Regions from separate parts of the Mus musculus genome. Here regions 1 and 3 are each linked to region 2. A link is a loop called in an ENCODE intact Hi-C map of the cell type or tissue named here. Cell type or tissue: heart. All regions are shown on one strand.

Region 1 (8,000 bases), 210 kb after region 2:
GGAGGTTGCTAGGCAACCAGAAGGGGCCTCTGACAGGCAGGCAATATGTAGTTTTTCAGCTGTTGATGGGGGGAGGGGGGGAGGTGTGCACATTGTGCTGAGGAAGGTGCCTGACCTCCTCCCCAGGCACTGGCCTGGGTCTCTCCTCATCTGTATGTAAAAGGAGGTTTTCCTGTTATACTTGAGCACAAAACTTTGAGGCCAGCCTGGTTTATATAGGGAGTTCTAGGCAAGAACCTGAGTTCAATGCCCAGCAACCACATGGCAGCTCACAACAGTCTGTAACCCCAGTTCCAGGGGATCCAGCACCATCACAGAGACAGACACACAGGCAAAAAACAAAAACAAAAACAAAAAAAACCAAGGTTGGAGTCAGTATAGCACTGGCTGCTCTTCAAGGAGGCCTGGGTTCAATGACCTGGGTTCAATTTCCAATATCCACATGACATGAGGGGATCTAAGGTCCTCTTCTGGCTTCTGTGAACACCAGGCACACACATGGCACTCAGACATATAGACAAAACACCCATACACATAAAATAAAACCTAACTAACTAATTAACTAACTAACTGCCTAACCAGACTAGTTAGTTGGTCTGCTCCAGGAGTTCTCTAACTAGATTCCCAGGGGGAGCGTTGGACCTCCTTGGCCAATCAGTCCCTCCCTCATCTGCCCCTCAGGACTGAGTTCTCGCTCCATTTGCCTCTCCCACCATAGCCTGGGAGTGGGCAGTGTGGCTGGGGCAGCCCAGCTCTGTCCTCTGTGGGAAAGGACAGGCTCTGGACCCACAAATAGTCAAGTGTGGATAAAAATAGCCCTGGCTTTCACAACACACATGGAAAGTTAAATAGGAAGTCTGAGCACAGTCCGAGGATTATCCACAGTCCGGAGCTTCCTTGGGCGATGGGCTTTTCTAGTCTCCTTTGTAGACAAGGTACCTGAGGCGCAGGGGTGGGAGTGACTTGCTTGGATTATTCTACCAGTTGGTCACCCATGTGTCTTGTGACATGGCTCCAATTCTACATCTATCTCCAGAGTGCTTGCTGCCAGAGATGCTTTCATTAATTTCTCCCATAGGAAAACTCCTATACATCCTGCAAAGCCCAACTAAGCCAGTGGTTTGTACCTGAAATCCCAGCATTTGGGAGGCTGAGGCAGGAGGACAGCCAAGAGTGCGTTTGAGGCGAATGTAGTCTACAGCATGTGACCAGATCTCAAGGAAATGAAAAGAAAGGAAAGGAAGAAAGAAGGAAGGAAGGAAGGAAGGAAGGAAGGAAGGAAGGAAGGAAGGAAGAAAAGGGAAAAAGAAAGTCTGATTGACTGTCACTTCTCTAGAGAGCCTTCTTCAGCTGTCAGGAAGATAAGCCAGCTGGAGTTCTGTGGGAACCTCACCACACTGGATTGGGGCTGGGGGGGTTTCTTGGGGACAGGGAGTGTGCCTTGCTCATTGCTGCACACCCCAAGTCCCACCCTGTGTCACACCAAAGCTGATAGCAGGTGCTCCCAAGAGTGTGTGGAATAATGGAATGGCGGGCTGTGTTCAGTGAACTATGCCTTGCTCCCTCCTGGAATTTTTAGCATAGCAACCTGAGGAATGAGGGTCATCGTGACCATTTTAGCAATTAGGAAACAGCAGCTCAGAGAGGCAAAAATCACAAAGCCAAAGGTCACATCAGCCGAGAGCTAAGCCTTGCTCCCATCCCAGTTTTCCAGCCACATAGATTTCATGGGGGAACCCACCTCGAAACCAGAGCTGTGCTTGGGTGGGACCTGGGGCCTCCTTCCCTCCATCTCTTGCCCTAGCTCTCATGGTGATGCCCTCATATCCCACTCCCCCATGTGCAGGACTGTCCTGCTCTCTCAAGGGTCCGTGGAGAACTTGATAAGAGACACAGGCTGCAGTGGGTGGAGCTGAGCCCATCTCAGCAGGGCTCCTAGAAGCTGCCATCTATAGCTTCTATAAGGGAGTAGGAGAGGGAGGGCTAGAGCCAGACCTGGCCTGCAGGGCTTGGGAATGACCTGTGACCACACTCCTCTTCTCAGACCATTGCCACGTCTCACGCTCCTTAAGGGTCCTTGACAAGCACAACAATCCCAAAAGTTCTCACACTGAGGGACTTGGGTGGCCATGGCCAGAAGGCACAATCATGGGTAGGAGGTGTGTGGAAGTCTCTGGAGCTAAAGAGAAGATGTCTGATTCATTTGTGGAAAGTTGAAGCTTTGAGCTCCGCCCCCCATTCCCGTCCCCCATCTTCACTGCTACCTTTGCTCCAGCAAAGAGCTCCTGGCAGAGGGGCAGGTGATGGACTTGCTCGCTTTTTGAATGGTGACAGGCTTCGGGCAGTGGAAGAAAGGGTGGGAGAGCTACGATCTGATCAGAGAGGTGGCAGGCATTTTGCCTGTCGCAAGCTCTTGCTGTGGCTGGACCGAAGATGGTTCTGGAACCCAGAAGCCCTATGGCAGGCTAGAAAAGCTGATGGAGCCAGCCGTTGGTTGATAGTGGCCTGCCATTCCATCCTATCCTCTGCGGCCAAGCAGCTTTTATGGCAGTGTCCCAGTTCTACCGGGACACTGGTCCCTACTGGCCTACTGGTCCCTAAGGCCTGCATTATCCTCTCGGTGACTTCATGGCAGAGGCCCAGGACTGCATGCCACTGGCACCTGGCATACTTCCATCACTCTGCCTGCTGCTTCTTTACTGCCTGGCTTAGGGCAGTTGCCAGCACTCTGTGGTTGGATATGTAAGGTGCTGTTTGCTGGTACACCCCTATCCCCAGACCTGTTTTTCCTGCCCACGCAGTGGGCTCAGTTGCCAGCCAGATCCTATGACTCAGGGAAAGCAATGTTCTGGGCTCTCAAATAGCAGAGTGAATTATGGTTATTTGTTTGTTTGTTTGTTTGTTTGTTTAGAGGTAGAGTCTCTCTATGTAGCACAGGGTAGCCTGGAACTTTTGATCTTCCTTTTTTAAAAAAAGATTTTATTTATTTTATATATGTGAGCATACTGTCACTGTCTTCAGACACACCAGAAGAGGGCATCAGATCCCATTACAGATGGTTGTGAGCCACCATGTGGTTGCTGGGAATTGAACTCAGGACCTCTGGAAGAGCAATCAGTGCTCATAAACACTGAGCCATCTCTTCAGCCCCACTTTTGATCTTCTTGCCTCAGCCTCCAGACTCTAATGGTTATAGGCACGCACCTCTGTGTGTGGCTTGTGCATACGATTATTTTCCCTTACTATTTATGTATTTCGACCTTCTGTGTAAGTGTTCACTTGCATGTATGTATGTATGTATGTGCATCACCCATGTGCCTGGTGCCCGTAGAGGTCAGAAGATCATGATGTATCCCTAGGAACTGGAGTTACAGATAGTTCTGAGATGCCATGTGGGTTCTGGGTACCGAACTCAAGCCCTCTGTGAGAGCAGTCAGTGCTCTTAACCACTGAGCCATCTCTTCAGTTCTGAATAAAATATTCAAACTGCTGACAATGGGTGACCCTGGGGTGCTTTCTGCTCTCACAAATCACCTGTAGTTGTAGTTAGGTGTATCTGGAAGGAGGGTGGTGACTCTGTCCACAGAGCCCACCAGTTTATGGCTGTAAAGGCAGGAGGCTTAGAGGCATGGCCCAAGGGAGGGAAGAGACTTGCTTTCTGTCAAGCCCCACCACCGATCCTGGGGGTGACTCCAGGCCCAGTTACTTGATGTCCCTTCCTCTTTATGTCCTCATTGTCATATAGGGAAGACAATACTTGCTTGGCAGTGTGGTTAAGAGAGTGGCTCTCCAGCGTGTTAGCTTTATACTGGACAGAGTGGGACTCTGCTCCTGGATTAGGGCATAGCTCACACACTGTGGAGCTGGGCCTTCAGGCTCCAAGGCCAGAATCAGCTGATCTCTTTGGTTCCTGGCTGGCGCCAGGGTTTAAGTGCTTACAGACAACTGGTTTCTTGGCTGACACTGTACACAGTTTACAGGCAGGGACGCCTCTGAGCCTAGAGCGTGGTTTACTCGTGTAATGCATCAGGAGAAACTAAGGTCAAGGTTGCAGGCCTGCTCAGCCACAGGGCCTGGCCTCTAATGGCGTCCTTAACAAAAGGACAGCTAGCTCTCTTTCTCTCCACTCCCAGGCACTGCACATTCACATGCCAGGCAACAGGCTGGCAAAAGCATCAGGCTGCGGGTAGCTCGGGCCAAGAGCCAGAGATCAGGCTCATTATCCCTGGGTCAGAGAGCCTCTACCCTGCTCAATCCTCACATCACACCCCAGGGCAGCCCCCAGCCCCTCATCAAAAGCCAAGGCATCCCCTCTGTTTCCCTGTCTCTAGGCAATTGCTTGCTGTGCTGTGCTGTGCTGTGCTGTGCTGATATCTTGCTCTTCAAGTGTGGCCTTTGGATGCTCTCCCACAAGAGTCTCGGTGTCTGCCTCAGACGGAAGTCCTCCCGGATGGACATTCTACCTGTGCTGAGCTCAGGGTCCCTTCTGCAGGGAAGGGTACATTCAGAGATGACTGACTGCCCATATACTTCCCATCAGCACAGATGAGGACATGGTGTAGGTGCTCAGGACCCAAGCTGTGTAGCTGAGGAAGTGGTGTGGGTGTGTGACCACTGTGCTGCCCTCAGTGAGACCCTCCAAGACGACAGCCATATGGTGAGGAAGTCCTCCCAGGACCCTAGTAAAAAATGGTGAAGGCTCTGCCCTTTGCTAGAACTTGTCCCCCTACTGGGGAGGTCCTGCCCTGCAGTTGGCTGAGCACAAGGGCCTCTGTCTTCTAGACTTGGTGCTCCAGGTGGTGGAAAGCCGGCTCCTCTGGATGACTGTCCGGATTTCTGACACCTGTTCCTAGCCAGCAAGCGCCACCTGGTGGCCTCAGGTCACAGATACTCCGGTGCAAGTGCTGTCTCCAAGGCTACAAGTTGGCCTCGCTCAAAGATCTATTTCAAGTCAGGATGAAGCTCAGTCGGCTTGCACCTGGCCCGGAACCTGGGAACTGCTCTTTTATCTCTGACCATTTCTGATGGGTGGGATGAGTGCCAGCTGAGGATTCTATCACCGAGACCACAGTGTGTGTTGGTATGTGCTTGTGTGTGTGCACGCACACGTGTGCAAGTCTGTCTGTGTGTGTACATGTGTGTGTGTGTGTGTACATGTGCTGCTGGGAGAGAGACCTTATATTACATGAGGCATAGCATAAGAGAAGAGACTGAGTGAAGAAGTGAATGGGCTAGGCTTTCCTGGGGAATACCCCTGTTTTCGTAAGCAGCTCAAACGAATCGCTAATTATTAAATGTGGACTACCAAAGACTGCCACATAGATTCCCGAGTCTGTGCACATGTGTATACATGCCCCCTCATGTATTCTGACACACAGATGCACAGACTCATTACACACACAGGCGCCACACGCAGGATGCACTTAACACACAGGCTCTGTGACTGCAGACACAGTGTGCCTCCTAGCCACCTCATGCTCCTGCCACTGTGCTTGACTGAGCCCTTCTTCAACTCTAAGCCTTAAATAAACCCTTTAGTTTCGTCTTTTTTTTTAAAAAATTTATTTATTTATTAAATGTAAGTACACTGTAGCTGTCTTCAGACACTCCAGGGCGTCGGATCTTGTTACAGATGGTTGTGAGCCACCATGTGGTTGCTGGGATTTGAACTCTGAACCTTCGGAAGAGCAGTCGGGTGCTCTTACCCACTGAGCCATCTCACCAGCCCTAGTTTCGTCTTTTAAAATATTTTTATTTATTACTTGTTGCATGTGTGAGAGTGCAGGTGGGAGTATGCCGTGGTGTGCATGTGGCAGTCAGAGGACAACTCACAGGATTTGGTTCTTTCCTGTCACCTGGTGGGGCATGGGAATGGGACTCAGCTCTGTCAGGCTGGCATGCAAGTGCCTGTTCCTGCTGAGCCGCCTTACCAGCATCCTTAAGGTGTTTCTTTTCAGTTGTTGAGTTATGGCAATAAGGAAAGTAACACAGAGAATTGCTGCGGGAAGCGGGGTCCTGCCCCTCAGGAGACCTTTCCTATCGATCCAGCCAGAGTGCAGAAAAACGTCTTTCTATTGGTGCTGCTTCAAACCCATTCAGAAAGACAAGAAGGTGCGCAGCTCTGCCTTTTCCTCAGACCTCCATATCTGGGCTACCTGTAGGAAGGTATCACCCACTCTGAGGGTGGGCCTCCCTTCTCAGTTAAACCTCTTTGGACATGGTGTCTCCCAGGTGACTCCTTTTCCTTTCAGGTTGTCAGCCATGACAAGCATCACGTGCACACACATGCATACAGACACACGGACACCTATGCAAAGGCTTATAACCATGTATGCACAGACTTATACCATACATACACATATATACATGGATATACATACATATAGACTTATACCTGTGTATATGCAGACTCACACATAAATATACATACACAAATATACATGCACATGCAGATACATATACAGATTAACATCCATGTATACACAGACTCACATGTCATACATATACACATATCTATATGTATACATACATGCACACACAGACTTAAAGCTATGCATACACATACTCACACATGGTGTACATATATACTTGTACACACATGCATATACAGGCATATACATGCAGACTCACATCTATGTATACATAAACACAAACTTACACGTACACTTTCATATATATCTGCATATGCACACTATATGTATATATGCAGATATACATTCAAATGACTAGAAGCATGTGTTTCCGTGTTTGTAGACACATGTACCAATATATGTATAGACACTTATTTGTATGTTTTTCTTCTGAGACAGGGTCTTATTATGTAGCCTATGGTGACCATGAACTTGAGATAATCCTTCTGCATTGGCCACACACGCTCACTTATTCTTGTATTCTCACTTTAAGGTAGACAAAGTCCACTAAAGGTCAGAAGAAGACCTTAAAAGAACATGAGCAATTGGCAGAAAAGTGGAATGTCCTGTTCCTTTGGTTTGGACCTTCCCAGGACGCCTGTCCTCATGAGGCTATGAACTCTGGAGCAGGGCTCTGGAAACTTCCCTGATATGACCCATGGCTTTGCTCTAGGAAGAATGAGGTGGGGACCTCAAGGTCTCAGGTTCCCCATCACAGACAAGAACTTGACATCATGGGTCAGTGTGGTGGGGAGGCTTGGTACATCTTATCACTGTAGGTTTGGGTGCCTTTGCTATGCAGGGGTGGGAGGTAGCAGCCCTGGTCTGGTCAGGAAGTGAAGCCCACTGGGACCTGGTCCCTACTCCCCAACCTGAGGTGCTTCCTTTGTTGAGTAAAGCAACAGGAGGCTGGAGCCGTAGGACTCATGATCTTCTTAGAAACCTGGTTACTGCCGCCAAGAAATGACAGGCTTTGTGTGGGCAGCAGATGAGAAGCAGGAAGGTGGTAACCTTGGTTCCAGCTCTTCAGAGCCCCATCCCAGATTAGCAGGCTCTGGCCTCCAGTGCCTTTCCTACTGTGTCCCCTGTGAATTGGTGGTTTGTGGACCCAGTCCATGTAAAATATAATGACTGCCCCAAACCCGGAAGTACTGTTATGTCATCAACCTAGAGAGCCCACTATGGCAAAGAGACTGATGGGTCACTACAGGGAACATGGCAGGGAACATCCCTGCCCAGCCTAGACTCTACTTATGTCTGATGACCTCCTCAGGTTATGACAGATTGGACTTCCACTCAGGGTAAGGTGGGTCTCATCTACAACCTTGCCACTTGAGGTCTAAGGAGACCAAGGGCTAACAGAGGGGTGGGGGGCAGGAACCAAAGGTTCACGGAACATGTATAGAACATTTCCCATTTAAGTCTCAGATGAGATCGGATAACCAGGTAGTGGGCAGAGGGGAAGCAGGCTTGGTGATTCTGGAGGCTCCCTTACCCCTTTGCTGGAGCTGGGAGCCGGTGACCTTGAGATCTGGTTGCAGATGAGGAAGCTGATGGGGAGAAGGCTATGGTGGAGGACTCCTTCTTTGC
Region 2 (8,000 bases):
GAAGACCTAGCCCATTATGGGCAGCACCATTCCCTAGCAAAGGACCCTAAACAGTATAAGAGGAGAAAGCTAGGTGAGAGCAAGTGAGCAAGTGTACGTGTGTTTATTCTCTCTGCTCTTGACTGTGAATATGGCACCTTAAGTTCCTGCCTTGACTCCCTCACAATAATGGGTAGAGGCCTGGAAGTGTAAGTCACATAAACCCCTCTCCCCTAAGTTGCTTTTTATCAGGATACTTTATCACTGCAACAGAAACAAAGCCCAGGCACCAGTGTTTCTCTTGGCCATTCTCACCTTGACCGGTTCTTCCTTCCCTGAACTAGCTCCAGCTGCCACGATAATGTACTCAGGCCGAATGGCTTAAATGACAAACATCTGTTCTTCACAATTCTGGGGACTGTAAGTCCGAGGCCAAGGTCCTACTGGTTTGGTTGCTGGTGAGACCTGCTTCCTGCCTCAAGGTCTTGTCGCTGTGTCCTCACATGGTAGAGAGGCTGAACGCTGTCATCTCTTCTCAGAAGGATACACATCCTCTGGGATCAGGGCCCTACCCTTAGGACCTGGTCTAACCCAATCATTTCCTCTTGCTGCAGCCTGCCTGGAATGAAGGCTACAGTGTCATTGTGATGGTGGGTGGACAGTGCACCTCAAAGAGCTATTTTCCTCCTCTCCTTCTCTCAGTGAGAGAACACGTTCATGTATTTTTTAAAAAGACTTATTTATTATATCTAAGTACACTGTAGCTGTGTTCAGACACACTCTAGAAGAGGGCATCAGACCTCACCATGTGGTTGCTGGGATTTGAACTCAGGACCTTCGGGAGAGCAGTCGGTGCTCTTAACTGTTGAGCCATCTCACCAGCCCCCTGCTCCTGTATTCTATCCATGCCATTAAACACCTTCTGTGCACACGCCCTCGCTGGGTGGAGACTGATTTTGCTGAACTCCAGGCTTCATTAAACCCCAGGCTAGGAGCTGTCCACACACTTGACCTGCCTGCCTTCTTCCCCCCAAGCCTGGACTTATTCCCAAGCTTCCAACTTCTGGAGAGGCTGTTGAGTGAATGCAGAAGCCGCGATCCCTTAAAGGAAAACCAAGCACTAGACTCCCTGTGATCTGCCTAGGCGACCCTGGGTGGCCTCTCTTCCTGGGGTGCTGCCTCCTCAGTTGACACTCAGTCCTGCCAACAGTCCCTTCGCCAAAGTCCTTCCAGAGTCTCATTTACACATGCCATCTGTTTCCCCGCTGCGACGGTGACAGACACAATTTGGAAAGCAGCCAAGAAGAAGAGCAAGGGCCTGGTCCCTTCCAACATTTGTGGAGAGAAGGATGCAAAGGCAGACTTATGGTAGGTCAAGGACTGGAAAGGTCTGGGTCATGTTGGGGGCAAGCCTTCACCCACTCTCTCTGTGTCCCTGTTCTCATCATAAAGGACTCAGGCTCTCAGGTCCAGATAGGGATCCCTGGTCCTGCAAGAGAATGTGACCTAATATAGGCGGGTATTCACCCACCGCCCCTCCTCACTTTCCTGGTCTCTGACCTTGGTGAGGGTCTTGCTGGATTGGGGTGGGGCTTCTCTTGCAGGTTGTTTGCGGTTTGATTACAAAGTACCGGCTGCATTTCTTTGTCTGGCTTCTTCCTGCCTTGCCTGCCTTCCTGGCACTTTTTTTTTTTTTCCACCTTGAAAGAAAAATTGATTCCATCCTTTCAACCAGCTTCCTGAAGTCACTCCCAGAAGCCACCCACCCCTGCTGTGACTTCATCTGTGCCCTAGCCACTTTGCTCAATACTAGCAGCAGCCTCTCCTGGAGCCTGCAGCCCTGTGCTCTTAGGCCAGCCTGGGGGCACAGGAGGTTGGTTGCATAGGGTGGGCTGATTGGTGTGTGTGTGTGTGTGTGTGTGTGTGTGTGTGTGTGTGTTGCATGGTGTGTAGTCTGGGCTGAACATCCCGTTCCAGCCCAGTTTGTGTGTGCTCCTGCTCCACATGGCTCATTTTGGGAGATCATGGGTGGGACAAAGCCATGTGTCTGTCACGTCTGACAAGTCAGGGATCCGGTAGAAGTTCTTTAAGTTACCTTGTAGGGTTCTCTTCAGTCCCAAGGTCTGGACTTTAAAATCTTACACTCTCCCTACAGTGAGGAAGTGGCTGGACAGTCCAGGTCAGACTGGACAGGATGATTGCCCAAGTCAGCAGGTCATGGGAGTAGGGAAAGATGTCCTCCACTCCACGGAGCAGGCTTGCAGCCAGAGAGCATTCCAGGCTCTGCACAATTGGAGCTGTCTCCTTGCCCTTCAGGGTAGGATAGGAATGCACTTTCGCCATCCCTAGGGAAGTGGGACTTCCTGAAACGCCGGGAGCAGGTTCTGGAAAGGAGATAAGTTCACTGGCATCACCATGTCCCTGAGGAAACAAGGCCAGGAACCACCTAGACTTGGAACTCTGTACTTGCTCTCTAGTAAGGGACTTTGTGCACGACCGCCATGTTCCTTGCTCTATTGCCCAGGACGTGGGGTCCAGTCACAGGATAGGGTAGGAGTCAGCCTTGCAGGAGGCAAGACCAGAAAAAAGAGTAGTTGCTGGTGGCAGCTCTCAGCAAGTTTCTGCAGGTGGATACCCTCCCATTTTAAAATGAGGAGACACATTGCTGAGTTAAACAGTCTCCCCAAGAACACATGGGCCACAAGTTTTCTAGTAAAAGTGAAAGTCCTCGAATCTGTAGGTTGAGCAGAATGCAAGGGTGGTTGGTAGCTTGGGCTTGGTGGCATCGGAGGGGGCAGATCCAATCTGGCTGGAGCCCAGCCCAGGAAGCTGTGTGTAGCTGGATGTCTGCACATGGTGGCTGAGAAACAGTGAGAAACAGTGACCTGCCCTTCTGCAAGCACAGGCCAGGGACAAGAACCTTGTGGATTCTCACACGCTCTTCTGATCTTGGTTTTGTTGTTGTTGTTTTTTTTTAAAGATTTATTTATTTACTATATGCAAGTACACTGTAGCTGTTTTCAGACACGCCAGAAGAGGGTATCAGATCTCATTACAGATGGTTGTGAGCCACCAAGTGGTTGCTGGGATTTGAACTCAGGACCTCCAGAAGAACAGTCAGTGCTCTTAACCATTGAGCCATCTCTCCAGCCCTAGTCTTTTGTTCTGGAGCACCTTTCCATAAAGAATGCCAAGAACTCATGGTCGCCTTTAACAGAGCCAGGACTGGAATGGTCACTGACTGTTTAGAAGCCCTGGAATGCCCCGTGCAGGACCACTGGGTAGCATAGAGTAGAAGGACTCCTATGCCCTGCATAGAGATGCAGGCCACATCTCTGCACAGGTGTCATACTCTAGAGAAACTTTCAAGGTGGAATAGAAGGGGTGTTTTCTGGTCCCAGTTGCCTGATATAGTTCCTCGGGTGGGTGTTGGGGGTAGGGGTGGGGCATTTGGTCTAGCTTCATCTGTGTCGCCCCCAAGCAATCCTTGGACTTTGTCTGACTTCATCCTCACTAGAATGGTCCAATGAGAAGAGTGCACAGAGAGAGCTGGGTTCCAGGGTGACCTCTGACGAGTTCCCAGTTCCTCTCAGGCCTGCTTTGTGACCACCTTTGGAGTACTTCAGGACCCTTCTCTGCATTGCCCTGTTGCCGTTTGCTCACCAACAGAGGCCTAACTGAGGAGTCATTTTCCGGACATCTCCTCAATGGCCTGAGCCCCCTGGAGCAGGTATGGCAGCCAGAGTCCCCAGAGCATGGGTAGCACTGCCTATGACCCTGGGAGGTGGCTCCTAGACGGTGACTCTCAAGATCATAGCTGCTCTTGTCTTGTACTGTCCCTGGGGACTGGTCCGCTCAGGGCTCAGCTCCCAAACCTTGTCCAGCCACTTCCTGGGACTCTGTGGTGAGGCACTCGGCCTTTGTTTTCCCAGGCAGCCACATGGTGCCCCCTGCTGGCAACTGCTGTCACTGCCAGGGAGAAGGTGGAAGGCTGGAGGCCAGGACACAAAGGGCTTGCCTCTTGGCGGGACACACACACACACACACACACACACACACACACACGGGGTGGGCGGGGGGGTGTCCGGGGAGAGAGCACACAATGGACCCCACTGTCTCCTCTGCTCTCCTGACAGCCTTCATCCAAAGTCCCACCAACACTTAGAAAAACCCTGACTCACAAACCTGTATGGAGCATAAACTCAGGCTGAGACTGGGTCAGGACCACCAGGAACTAGAAGTGAGATAGACAGAGACGAATGAGGTATGCTACCCACAGGGGCTACATTCTGACAACCAAGTACCTGCAGAAGTTGCTTAACATACATGTGACAAATGGAGATACATGGTTAGGGTAAGGAACCCAGACACGGAGACCAGGTGGTCAAACTCTTAACCATCCTTCAAAACCCCAGCTGGGCCAGAATGATGGTGCACATCTTAGTGAGACCAAAATAAAAAGTAAAAAAGACTTCTTGCCTAGCAAGCACAAAGCCCTAGATCCACTCCCCAATGCTACAAAGTAACCAACCACCATGTTCAGGCTAAGAATAAAACCTCTTCTAAAGTCCTTCAAGGAGATCACCTGACACATTTCACTTCAGGTCAGAAGACAAGCGCATCTTTTTAAATTGCCACTTAATTAGTTAGTGAATGAATTACCCAGTTCATTCACTTGCATGACTCAGCTCTGTCCTTTCCCCATGTAAGGTCTGAACTCAGGGCATCAGGCTTTGTTGAGCCTTTAGCAAGACCACAGTGCAGTTCTTTATAGGGAGCAGGCTAGGCGTGCTTGCGTCCCGGTGAATTAGTGACGTTTCTATTGCTGTGATAAAGCACCATCACCAAGATGACTTAAAGAAAGAAGGGATTTACTTGTGCTTAAGGTTCCAGAGGGAGAGGAGACCGTCACCATCACCAGCACAGTGAGGGAGCGTGGCAACAGGCAGGCACGGCGGCAGGAGCAAGAAGCTGCGGGCTCGCTTCTTAAACTGCAAGCAGAAAGCAGAGAGACTCAGCTAGCAATGCTTGCATCTTTAAATTCTCAAAGCCCACTTTCAGTGGCACACTTCCTCCAACAAGGCCACAACTCCTAAGACTCCTCAAACAAGTGTTCACGCGCCAGAGACTGCAGGGGACATTTCATTCAAACTGTCACACCTGGGAATGGTGAATCATGCATTGCGAACCTGAGAACAGCAACGTGCTCCCTCTGAAACCTCACTGAGAACAGCAGAGTTCTCTCTCTTTGTATCTCTGTCTCTCTCTGTCTCTCGTGGTTTTTTTGAGATAGGGCTTCTCTGTATAGCCCTGGCTGTCCTGGAACTCACTTTGTAGACCAGGCTGGCCTCGAACTAAGAAATCCGCCTGCCTCTGCCTCCCAAGTGCTGGGATTAAAGGCACCCGCCACCACTGCCGGGCTCCCTCTCTTGTCTAGAGGTGATGGGGGAAAGGAGAAACAGACAGACACTTTCACATTATAAAGCCATTCCTTCTCCACACTGTAGGAAGAAGTGAGCAGATGCATGCATTTCTGGCTTAGCATTCAATGATGGCCATGGTCTGTCTGTCCTGGGTTAACTCCTTCCAGCCCAGGGCCCCAGAGTGGGCACTAAGGAGGCACAGAAAAGTACCCCAGAATTACAGCTCGGTATGTCAAGAAGTTCCTGAATCCCAACATCTACAAAATAACGGAAGAATGCAAAGAGAATGAGGAGAGAGCCCCAGAAATGTGGCTGACCACCTAATAGGAGGGGTGGGGCTGAGCTGGCTTCCTTTGTTGCCCGTGGCCTGGATGATCTGCCAGCTGGAAAGGGGTGGGACATACTTCTTAGGATGTCACTCTGCTGGCTCCTCAGATTGCCAGCTCTCAAAATACAAAGATTCTGTTCCCCTGTCTGTCCTATGGCATCGGCAATGACAGGAAGCAGCGAGTGCTGGTGTTCCTGTTATAGAGGCCAGAAGAGGGTGTCGTGGTCTTGTTCTCCACCTTACATATGTTTTTATTTTTTTATTTTATTTTTTGTTTTTTTTTTTGTTTTGGTTTTTTTTTTTTTTTTTTTTTTTTTTTTTTGAGACAGGGTTTCTCTGTATAGCCCTGGCTGTCCTGAAACTCACTTTGTAGACCAGGCTAGCCTCGAACTCAGAAATCCACCTGCCTCTGCCTACTGAGTGCTGGGATTAAAGGTGTGTGCCACCACGCCCATCTTAAACATTTTTTTTATTCATTTGTTTTATGTGCATGGGTGTTTTGCCTGTGTGTATGTCTGTACACCATGCAGGGTGCCCAGTGCCTGTAGAGCCATCTCCTCCATCCTTTCTCCTTTATTTTTTGACATGTGGTCTCTTATTGAATATGGACCTCATTTTTTCCCCCAGACTGGCTGGTTAGGAGGTTCCAGGATTCACTTGTCTCCACCCCATAACAGTGGATATGGCCGTGTCTAGATTTTACGTGGTGATGGGGATTTGAACTCAGCTCCTCTTGTTTGGCTAGCAAGCATTCTTACTCTCTGAGCCTAGCTCTCTCAATTGAAAAACAACATTTTCAGTCTTTAAGTGTGTGGGTAGGTATGTGCAGATAATGGGGCATCAGATCCCTTGGGGCTGGAGTTACAAGATGCTGTGACTTGCCAACATGGATGCTGGGAACTGAATCTGGGTCCTCTGTAAGAATAGTACCTACTCTTAACCACTGAGCCATCTCTCTAGCCTCTGGAAGCAACTATGGCCTTCTCTGTTGCTGTCTTCAGACATACTAGAAGAGGGCACCAGATCTCATTGCTGGGAACTGAACTCGAGACCTCTGGAAAACCAGTCAGTGCTCTTAACCTCTGAGTCATCTCTCCAGCCCATGAAAGCCTTCTCTGCAGCTCCTTTCTCAGTTTTTATTTTTTATTTATGTTATGTATATGAGTACAGTGTACTGTAGCTGTGCAGATGATTGTGAGTGGTTGCTGGGAATAGAGCTCCGGCTCTGCTCACTCTTGCCCAAAGATTTATTTATTGTTATATGCAAGTAAACTGTAGCTGTCTTCAGACGCAGCAGAAGAGGGCGTCAGATCTCAATACAGATGATTGTGAGCCACCATGTGGTTGCTGGGATTTGAACTCAGGACCTCCAGAAGAGCAGTCAGTGCTCTTACCCACTGAGCCATCTCGCCAGCCTGTTCCTTTCTCGTTTTAATGAGACTTTTTTTTTTGAGTAAATTCATTGTATGAGATAAGAAACCTCACTGCCCACTGGACATTGTGTGTGTGTGTGTGTGTGTGTGTGTGTGTGTGTGTGTGTGTGAGTTCATGTGTACCACATACTCTAAGGAGCCCTCAGAGGTCAGTATGAAGACATCAGACCCCCTGGAACCGACTCCTTGACAGTTACAGGCTGCCATGAGGATTCTGGGAACCAAACCCAAGTCCTCTGACTGTTGAGCCTCCTCTCCAGCCCCATCAATGGCTCCATTTTGAAGCCGTTCATAGTTTCATGATTGCTGAACGAACTCCAATAGTTTCTTGGTGTGATGGTGGTGTTGAAGGATAGACCTTTGGGTGACATCAGTCATAACTGCAGTCCACTGGCTTCACCACAGTACAAAAGTAGACCACCTCTTCCTTTTCCTTCTCCTTCCTCCCTCCCTTTCCTTCCCTCCTTCACTCCCTCTGTCCCTCCCTCCCTCCTTCTCTTCCACTGGTGTTTTGTTGTTGTTGTTGTTTGTTGTTGTAGTTTTCTTGAGACAGGCTCTCACTATGAAGATCTAGCCTAGAACTTGTTATGTAGACCAGGCTGGCACTTAAACTCACAGATAACCACTTGCTTCTGCCTCCTGCACGCTAGGATTGAACGCATGCCACCATGAGTGGCTTTTTGTTTTGTTTTGTTTTGTTTTGTTTCCAAGATGGGGTAATTTCACTAGGACCTGAGCTTGCTAATCAGGCTAGGCTTGGATGGTCAGCTCCCGCATCTGCTTCTCTCTGCCTCCCCAACACTGGGACTCTGAGTGTAGACACCCACTCTTGGCTTT
Region 3 (8,000 bases), 59 kb before region 2:
GAGAGTATGCCTGACTCAAAGCAACAGATGACAGTTCACTGGATAGGGGAAAGGAGCCAGAGAACTTCATAAACTAGTACCAAAGAGAGGACCAGGCAGGCCCTGCTGACCCCTGGACCATTGGAACCTTGACTTTCTTTTCATGGTCAGAGCTTGCACAAACAGGCTTTAAAATCAATCCTCCAGGGCTGGTGAGATGGCTCAGCAGGTAAAGCACCCAACTGCTCTTCCGAAGGTCTGGAGTTCAAATCCCAGCAACCACATGGTGGCTCACAACCATCCATAACGAGATCTGACTCCCTCTTCTGGAGTGTCTGAAGACAGCTACAGTGTACTTACATATAATAAATAATAAATCTTTAAAAAAAAAAAACAATCCTCCAGCCAGGCTTGGTGGCTCACGCCTTTGATCCCAGCACTCGGGAGGCAGAGGCAGGCAGATTTCTGAGTTTGAGGCTGATCTGGTCTACAAAGTGAGTTCCAGGACAGCCAGGGCTATACAGAGAAACCCTATCTCGGAAAACCAAAAAAAATCAATCAATCCTCCATTGTCTCCCTAATTAAGGGCTTTTTCTGGACAACATAATTAGAATGCTGTAAGAACATTATCAGAGCTCAACTTTGTTTGCTCCCTTTGTCTTGCTAGCTAAGCCATAGCAGAGCAGCTACTTACTCTATGAGGATGATGACAAAGTGTGGGTCCTTCCCCCTTCCTTATGAGCCCTGTGACTCCAGTGGAACCATCCTAACATATAAATCTGTTTGTTCCTGTCACTCTGGCACCCAAAGTTCCCATCAAAATCAACTGCAAACTGCTCTGTTCCTGTCTGATAGAAGCTTCTTCTCAATCCAACCCAACCCAACCTGTACTACTCCAAACATGACTAAAATTTTCGATCCACAACATCCAACTTCTCACACTTCCATGTGTTCCCCAATACCTCTCTCAAGGGGACTAATTTCCCCATATGACCTAGTCCATTTCTGTACTGTTCCTGGTTCAAGCATTTTTCACGTTTGAAGGGATTTTTTTGTTGTTTGTTTATCTGTTTTTTAATAGGGATACACAGTGGTGAAAAGAATAATGTAATAAGCTATATGCTGCCTACAAAGAATGAGTAATCTGTCAAGCCTTGAGCCCAGACACCACCTATAGGTTTCCCTGAGCACATTGCTGTTACACAGCCACTGTACACATCACACAAACTGGCCACTAAGCTGTTCTGGTCTCACTTCTTACAGATATACCTTCAGGACAACTCCTGTTCCAGGCACAAAACTGCTTTTAACAAACATTCTGCAAATGAATTAACTAATAAACCACCTCAAGAACAAGCTGGCAAAACCCAAAAGGGGAGAAGAACGAATCTTTAGCAGTAAAATACTAAGTGGGGAAAAGACACTAACTTTATTTACATATCACTTCATAGAGTAATTACACAGTAACTTCAAAATCTGGCATCATAAATGCTGTACAGCCGGGCGTGGTGGCACACGCCTTTAATCCCAGCACTCGGGAGGCAGAGGCAGGCGGATTTCTGAGTTCGAGGCCAGCCTGGTCTACAAAGTGAGTGCCAGGACAGCCAGGGCTACACAGAGAAACCCTGTCTCAGAAAAAAAATAAAAATAAAAATAAAAATAAATGCTGTACAGAAAAGGTCTTGAATGAACAGGAACCAAATTAACTTACTGAAAATCAGACTCCAAGCCAAGAAGTGTTTAGACAACCCGGCAGTAATGATGCACACCTTTAATCCGAGCACTCAGGAGGCAGAGGCAGGTAGATCTCTGAGTTTGAGACTAGTGGTTTATAGAATGAGTTCCAGGACAGTCAGAACTACACAGGAAAACCCTGTCTTTGGGGTGGGGGATTGGGGATGAGGGGACAGAGACACAGAGACAGAGAGATGGAGAGAGGGAAGGAGGGAGGGAGGAAGGGAGGGAGATTGAGCAGAGTACTTACTTAAACTCAGGTCTATAGTTCTCAGAAACACTTTTTTTTTGGCCAGGAGTAATGGCTAACATGTACCTCTGTACTTTGGAGGTGGAAGCAATAGGATCAGGTGTTTAGGACTAGCCTCAGCTAGATGGAAGCAATAGGGTCAGGTGTTTAGAACTAGCTTCAGCTAGAGTGAGGCCAGCTTAAGCTACAGAGTGAGATCTTAGGAAAATGAGGAATGGGGCTGGAGAGATGGCTCAGTGGTTAAGAGCACCGACTGCTCTTCCGAAGGTCCTGAGTTCAAATCCCAGCAACCACGTGGTGGCTCACAACCACCCATAATGAGATCTGACGCCCTCTTCTGGTGCATCTGAAGACAGCTACAGTGTACTTAGATATAATAATAAGTAAATCTTAAAAAAAAAAAAAGAAAGAAAGAAAAGAAAAAAAATGAAGAATGTTTTTCCTGTTGGTCCTAGTTTCACGTCTGCTGCTGTGAAAGAATGTCCTGACAAAAAGAAACTGAGGGGGGAAAGGGTTTACTCAGCTTACAGTTCCTGGTTACAGTGCCCCTGAAGTCAGAAAGTCAAAGCAGGAATTGAAATAGTCATATTCAAAAACAAGAGCAGAGAAAGAGAATGAATGCATATTTGCTTATTGCTCAGCTTATTTTCTCTACTCTTAACCCAGGCAACGGTGCCACCCACAGTGAGATGGGTCTTCCCACAACTTGAGACAATCCCCTATAGACATTTCCATAAACCAACCTGATCTAGATCACCCCTTCCTGAGACTTTTGACTGTGTCAAGTAAATAAAACTACTCATCACATTGTTACAGATCTACCTCTCTCTACAAACTAATGAAGCACAATGTCTTCAACTACTGTTGTCTGACATAGGAGTAAGGTGGGATTTAATTTCTAACCCATCACTTAACAAAATTTTCAAGTTAATGCTACTTCTTATGGGGAAACATACAATGGATACCACTAGGCTATAGCTTTAGAATAACTACAAACTAAATATATTGTCTTCCCTTTTTTGTGTCAGTCCTTGAGAAATCAACAAAGATTAAACAGCTTAATTAACAAATGCTATTGAAAGGCAAGACAGCTGCACCCACAGCATGACCCTCACATGCCAGCTAAGCTGACACAACGCCAGCTTAAGGAATCAACTTTTGAGCTTCAGTACAGGTAGAATAGAGTCCAAAAGCCAACAGGGCATATTAACACCTCAGCTTCAGCCAGGAAAATGCACACATACTTTCAGGAACAGATAAAAATATAAGAAAAATTCTATTAACTTAAAACAACTTACAAACGGTTTTGCACACTAGGTATATGGGGTGTTGTCTATTCCAGAGCAGCAAACCACTACCTGCAGGCCAACCCAACCTCACCTGACTCTGTACAACCCATGGTTATTAGCTTTTACAAGACTAAAGGAATGATAATAGTGTGTCATTCACATGAAAATTACATGCAATTTACACTTCAGAGTTCAGGAATGAAGTCTGGTTGCTCACAATTAGCTCATTCCTTTATTAGCACCCTTCTGCACTCCAAGAGCTAGGCACTGGTGATGCAGGTGTCATGAATTACTGTGTTTCATTTTAACAGGAGTACCAATGTTATAGCATATATGCTCCCAAAGCAAACTCCTCTTCTATATATCTAAGTACCAACCCAATTCAACACAAAGAGCCAGCAATATCGAACAGTAAATAGGGATGATGGCAAAGGTGATGAAACCACAGAAAATGTTACAACATTCTGGGGTCTTTGTGCAACATGGGAAGGAGTTAGTTTTAAGACCAGGTCTCATGTATCCCAGGCTAGCTTGGAAGAATGCAAATTTCCCACTCTCTTTGAGCTGCAATTTAACAGGCAAAGATGTACAGATAACTGAGTACTTTGAAAACTAGAAAAATTTAATGTAAACATTTATTTTTAATAACTGTTATCTTTTGAGAAGCATTTAATTAGGCTAAGCACTACACCATCCTGGAGTATGACACAGACTGCATCATGTAATTCTCTCAACAAATAGCCTAGGGCTCTATTATTTGGCCCATTTAACTAACAAGGAAATGTAAATGAGAAAAATCAACAACCGAACCCAAGATCAAAGGGCTGCAAGATTGAGCCCTTTATCAAAGCATTCTCAATGGTTATTCAACTTCCACATTCCCCTCAACACCCTGACCTTCCACAGAAATCTTGCTATTCACAAGGTGGACCCACAAGCCAATAGCTAAGGCACTGTTCTAGCTATGTTTCTACTGCTGCAATAAAGACCATACCACTGAAACAAAAGCCAGATACCTCCTTAAACAGGCTGATTTAGAGCCTCAAGTAAAATAAGATCTACAAGTGATGTATGTACATAGAAATTAAAATTTGAAAATCCTAATTTAGCACCTGTCCTATCTTGAGATGTTTCTCCAATTCAAATGCATATCCTTGTACAGAGCCTATTTGGTTTTTTTTTTTAAATAATCATTTATTTATTTTATGTATACACTTTAGCTGTCTTCAGACACACCAGAAGAGAGCATTGGATCCTATTATAGATGGTTGTGGACCACCATGTGGTTGCTGGGAATTGAACTCAGGACCCCTGGAAGAGTAGTCAGTGCTCTTAACCACTGAGCCATCTCTCCAGCCCAAGCCTCCTATTTGTTGCTTGCTGAGATTCCAAACCTAACGGTACACCAGGACCAACAGCCACTCCCTGGGCTGCCCAGGAAGCAACCCAGTTTTTCTTCTGTTCTCAGTTTGCTCCTTCATTACCACTTTACAGAATCTAAACCGCAATCCAGCTTTCTGAACCCTCCTTCAGAGTAAAGGACATCACATCCCTAACAACCCTTACTACCAAGCAACAGGATATACTTACATGAGTTATCAGAGGTCTTTAGCTTTCCTGTCAGTAGTTTGTGCTTCTGCTGCCTCTGGGTTATTAGAAAGTTAACTGGAGATACATCAGTCAATCTGTGCACAGCCACCAACACTTGCTCGGCTTGCTCTTGCTCTAGCTCCTCATTCATCCTCTCCACCAGGTTCCTCTCCCCTTAGCCCCTCAAAGTGAGTGATATGGATTTCTGCCAGCCAAAGCATTACACAGCTCTGCTTGGCAGTACACCCAAAAGTAGGGACATTAGGGGCAATTAATTAGAACACAAATCAATACAAACTGAAAATGTTTTCACATCTTTCATGACTGGTTAGTAAATGAAATACACACACACACACACACACACACACACACACACACACACACACACACACGCCATTTGCAAGCATGATAATCCACAAAGAGGCCAGACTAGTCTACCTAGTAAGTTTCAGGCCTTCCAGAGAAACCTTGTCTCAAAACAAAACACTGACAATGGTGGGCACACCACAGCTTCAGTCACCATCTTTACCTCTGAGCCTCAAAAGAGTCCTACAAACCACTTAGATTCATAGCTTACCTTACATCATAAACAAAAAAAGAAAAGAAACAAAAAATAAAATAACTCAAAATAATAGCTGACAAGATGGCTCTATGAGGGGCTGGTGAGATGGCTCAGGGGTTAAGAGTTCCAGGCCAGCCTGGTCTACAAAGTGAGTTCCAGGCCAGCCAGGGCTACACAGAGAAACCTTGTCTCGAAAAAACAAGCAAACAAACAAACAAAAAAAAAAAAAAAAGAAAGGAGAAGAGAAGACAGAAACCAATTGAAACTATAGGCCACAGCAGACAGCCAATGCATAAAAAGATGCACAGCATCATTATTACCAGGAAACGACTATTTGAAGCCTCAGAGCAGTAACAGCACAGAAACCCAGCAAGGGTGCAGAAGAGAGGTTAGCCAGGAGCAGAGAAGACACCAGGGAAGGATGGCCAGTGGGGGAAAGGAACTTAAGCACAGAGCCACTAACTCAAAGTTATTGAAAAGCTCTCTGGATCAGGCAGTCTGAGATTAACAGGGGCCATTGGCTACTACTGACTGTAAATTATAACTCAACTTCACTGAATCAATTTAGACAGAAAAAGACTGTTCCAGATTTGTTTCTCTTGCTATCTCATTTGTTATTTTTGATTTCACAGTTGATGAGAGAGACAAACAGGCATTTCATATCTCACCCATTGCTTGAATTTGGGATTGCATGACCATTATCTCTGCTCCTTCTCTACCTCTGCAACTACCTTGATATTTTTTCTAAAAAGTCACTTAGAACAAAGTCCTCTAGTCTTTCTGATAGACTCCCTCCAGACAGGTGGTCTTTTATCTTTATTCTCCAAGTACCAATACACTGACAGAGACCCCTGCCACACATCTTTTCCCAACCACCACCACAGTGTGTGTGAGGAAGCTCTGAATCACTTAAGAATACTGAAGAATAATAGAGCTCTTGCCACTGAGCTTGCAACAGTCCCTTCAACAGATGCACTTCATGCTACATAGGGCATACAGATAAAAGGCGAGTAACTTATTTTCATCTGTGCAGATTCTTTATCTAAAAAGAGGTGACATGTGGCCAAAAGGCAAAAGCAAATGTACTAAACCAAGTGTGCCTGCAACCTCAGCACAGAGAATGGGAAGATAGGTGACATAGGAGAAGAGAGGAGGAGAAAAAGGAAGATAAGTGAAAAGAGAGGACAAAGGAAGAGGAAAGATGGATGGATGATTTATATGAATTCAAAGCTAAACTTAAAATCAATTTATACAATACTGCTTCATTAGTCACCCAAAGGCTTGGCAATCCCCCTGACTTAGTAAATGCCAGCCAACATTTTGGACCAAAACAAAACCACCAGGGAATTTAAAACTTTGCCTTAAGCACCAACATGTACATTCTATCCTATTTGCCAAAAGCTACACACCCAGGAACCACACAACCTGTTCTTTCCATGCAAATTGTTCATTTAAATTCCAAGCCAAGACCAAAAGACTTAAGTGGTCTCAGCATAAAACATGGTAAATTAAAACGTAGTTGAGGTGTTCTCAAGATTCTGAGAAATACTAAAAACAGCCAAGACTGAAAAAAATGAGAGCAAACTCACTGGCATACACACATCTCAACTCAAAACCAACATTTCAAACTGCTCTAAAGCTGTAGTTCACAACCTTATTGCCCATCTGAGCTCCCAGACAGCAAGCTCAAGCATTATTCACAGTCTGACAAGATTCTCGGTGAAGGCACTGTTTCCTGCTGTCACCACTTGAAATCAATGGGAGGCCTAGAAGAGGCTGGGTGGAATGTGTACCTTCTGAGTTTCCTCTACAAGGTACAGCAAGGCTAAGGGAGGTCCTGACCAAAAAATCAGGAACAGATTCTGTACTCAAATGCTAGTTTCTCTTATCAGTGAGGACACTGTCACCTGTGACTCAAAACACTGCACATGGATAGCATCCATGCAGTGAAAAACTGTGAGCAGGTCACAGCACACTTGTAACTGCCACTTTCCTGTACGTGGCTGTAGGATATGTCAAGCCCTTGAAAAAAAAAAAATCCAGTTGATGAACACAGACTATCCTAGAGCTTCTGGCATCCCATATCCTTCTATTTTTTCATCTTGTTTTCTGAAGTGCTAAGGATTGAACCCAGCCCTTACACACTCTAGGAAAGTGATTTACTACTGACCTACACTCTCAGCATGGATCCTTTCTAAATCCCACTCATTTTGCCTCACTTTGAACAACTGCTTCCCTCAAACCTGAGTTGAATCCTAATATGTAAGACTAATTCCTATAAAAACCAATTTCTATGAAAAAAGAAACTCAAAACTGTCAAATGGCACAGAAGCATTTTTTTTTCTGATCCCAGTAGCCTGAGTGACCCAATTCTACAATAATTAATACACCTAGGTTCTTCCAGTTGCTCATTCAAAAAGACTATGTGACAGAAACTGGGAATGCAGTGGGAAATAAAAGGGTATTTCTGTCCTCTTGGAAGACACTGAATCCTCTAATAACATAGAACACACAGAACTGTTCACAAAGATGATCATATGGCACTCTGGTCAAGTAAAAGCAGAAACTGTAAGTGCCTACAGTCACAGTGGAGTCC

What was found. Peaks named below come from ENCODE experiments on the same cell type or tissue, not always from the same donor. Only the 100,000 strongest peaks of a DNase experiment are listed, where the experiment ranks them.
Region 1: it touches region 2 in a loop (2.0-fold over the local background); 3 of 42 quality-filtered maps call a loop at or near these places.
Region 3: a loop joins it to region 2, with 2.6 times the contacts of the local background. A loop is called at or near these places in 9 of 42 quality-filtered maps.

The regions. Positions count from the first base shown.
Region 1 is chr15:73,682,942-73,690,941 of GRCm38, forward strand. It overlaps a transcript of Gpr20 not described here. Among named protein-coding and RNA genes, the nearest start is that of Gpr20, 21 kb to the right of the region's middle. In heart, a CTCF peak has its summit at 4,875 (motif pointing left); DNase peaks (open chromatin) are centred at 810, 2,560, 4,050 and 4,860; H3K27ac peaks cover 2,611 bases.
Region 2 is chr15:73,469,038-73,477,037 of GRCm38, forward strand. No RefSeq gene overlaps it. Among named protein-coding and RNA genes, the nearest start is that of Dennd3, 40 kb to the right of the region's middle. In heart, CTCF peaks have their summits at 3,921 (motif pointing left) and 6,733; DNase peaks (open chromatin) are centred at 1,184, 2,294 and 3,954; H3K27ac peaks cover 1,869 bases.
Region 3 is chr15:73,410,278-73,418,277 of GRCm38, forward strand. The region is part of intron 1 of Ptk2 (PTK2 protein tyrosine kinase 2); the gene reads right to left. Among named protein-coding and RNA genes, the nearest start is that of Ptk2, 8.9 kb to the right of the region's middle. In heart, a CTCF peak has its summit at 2,289 (motif pointing left); no DNase peak of the experiment used is centred here.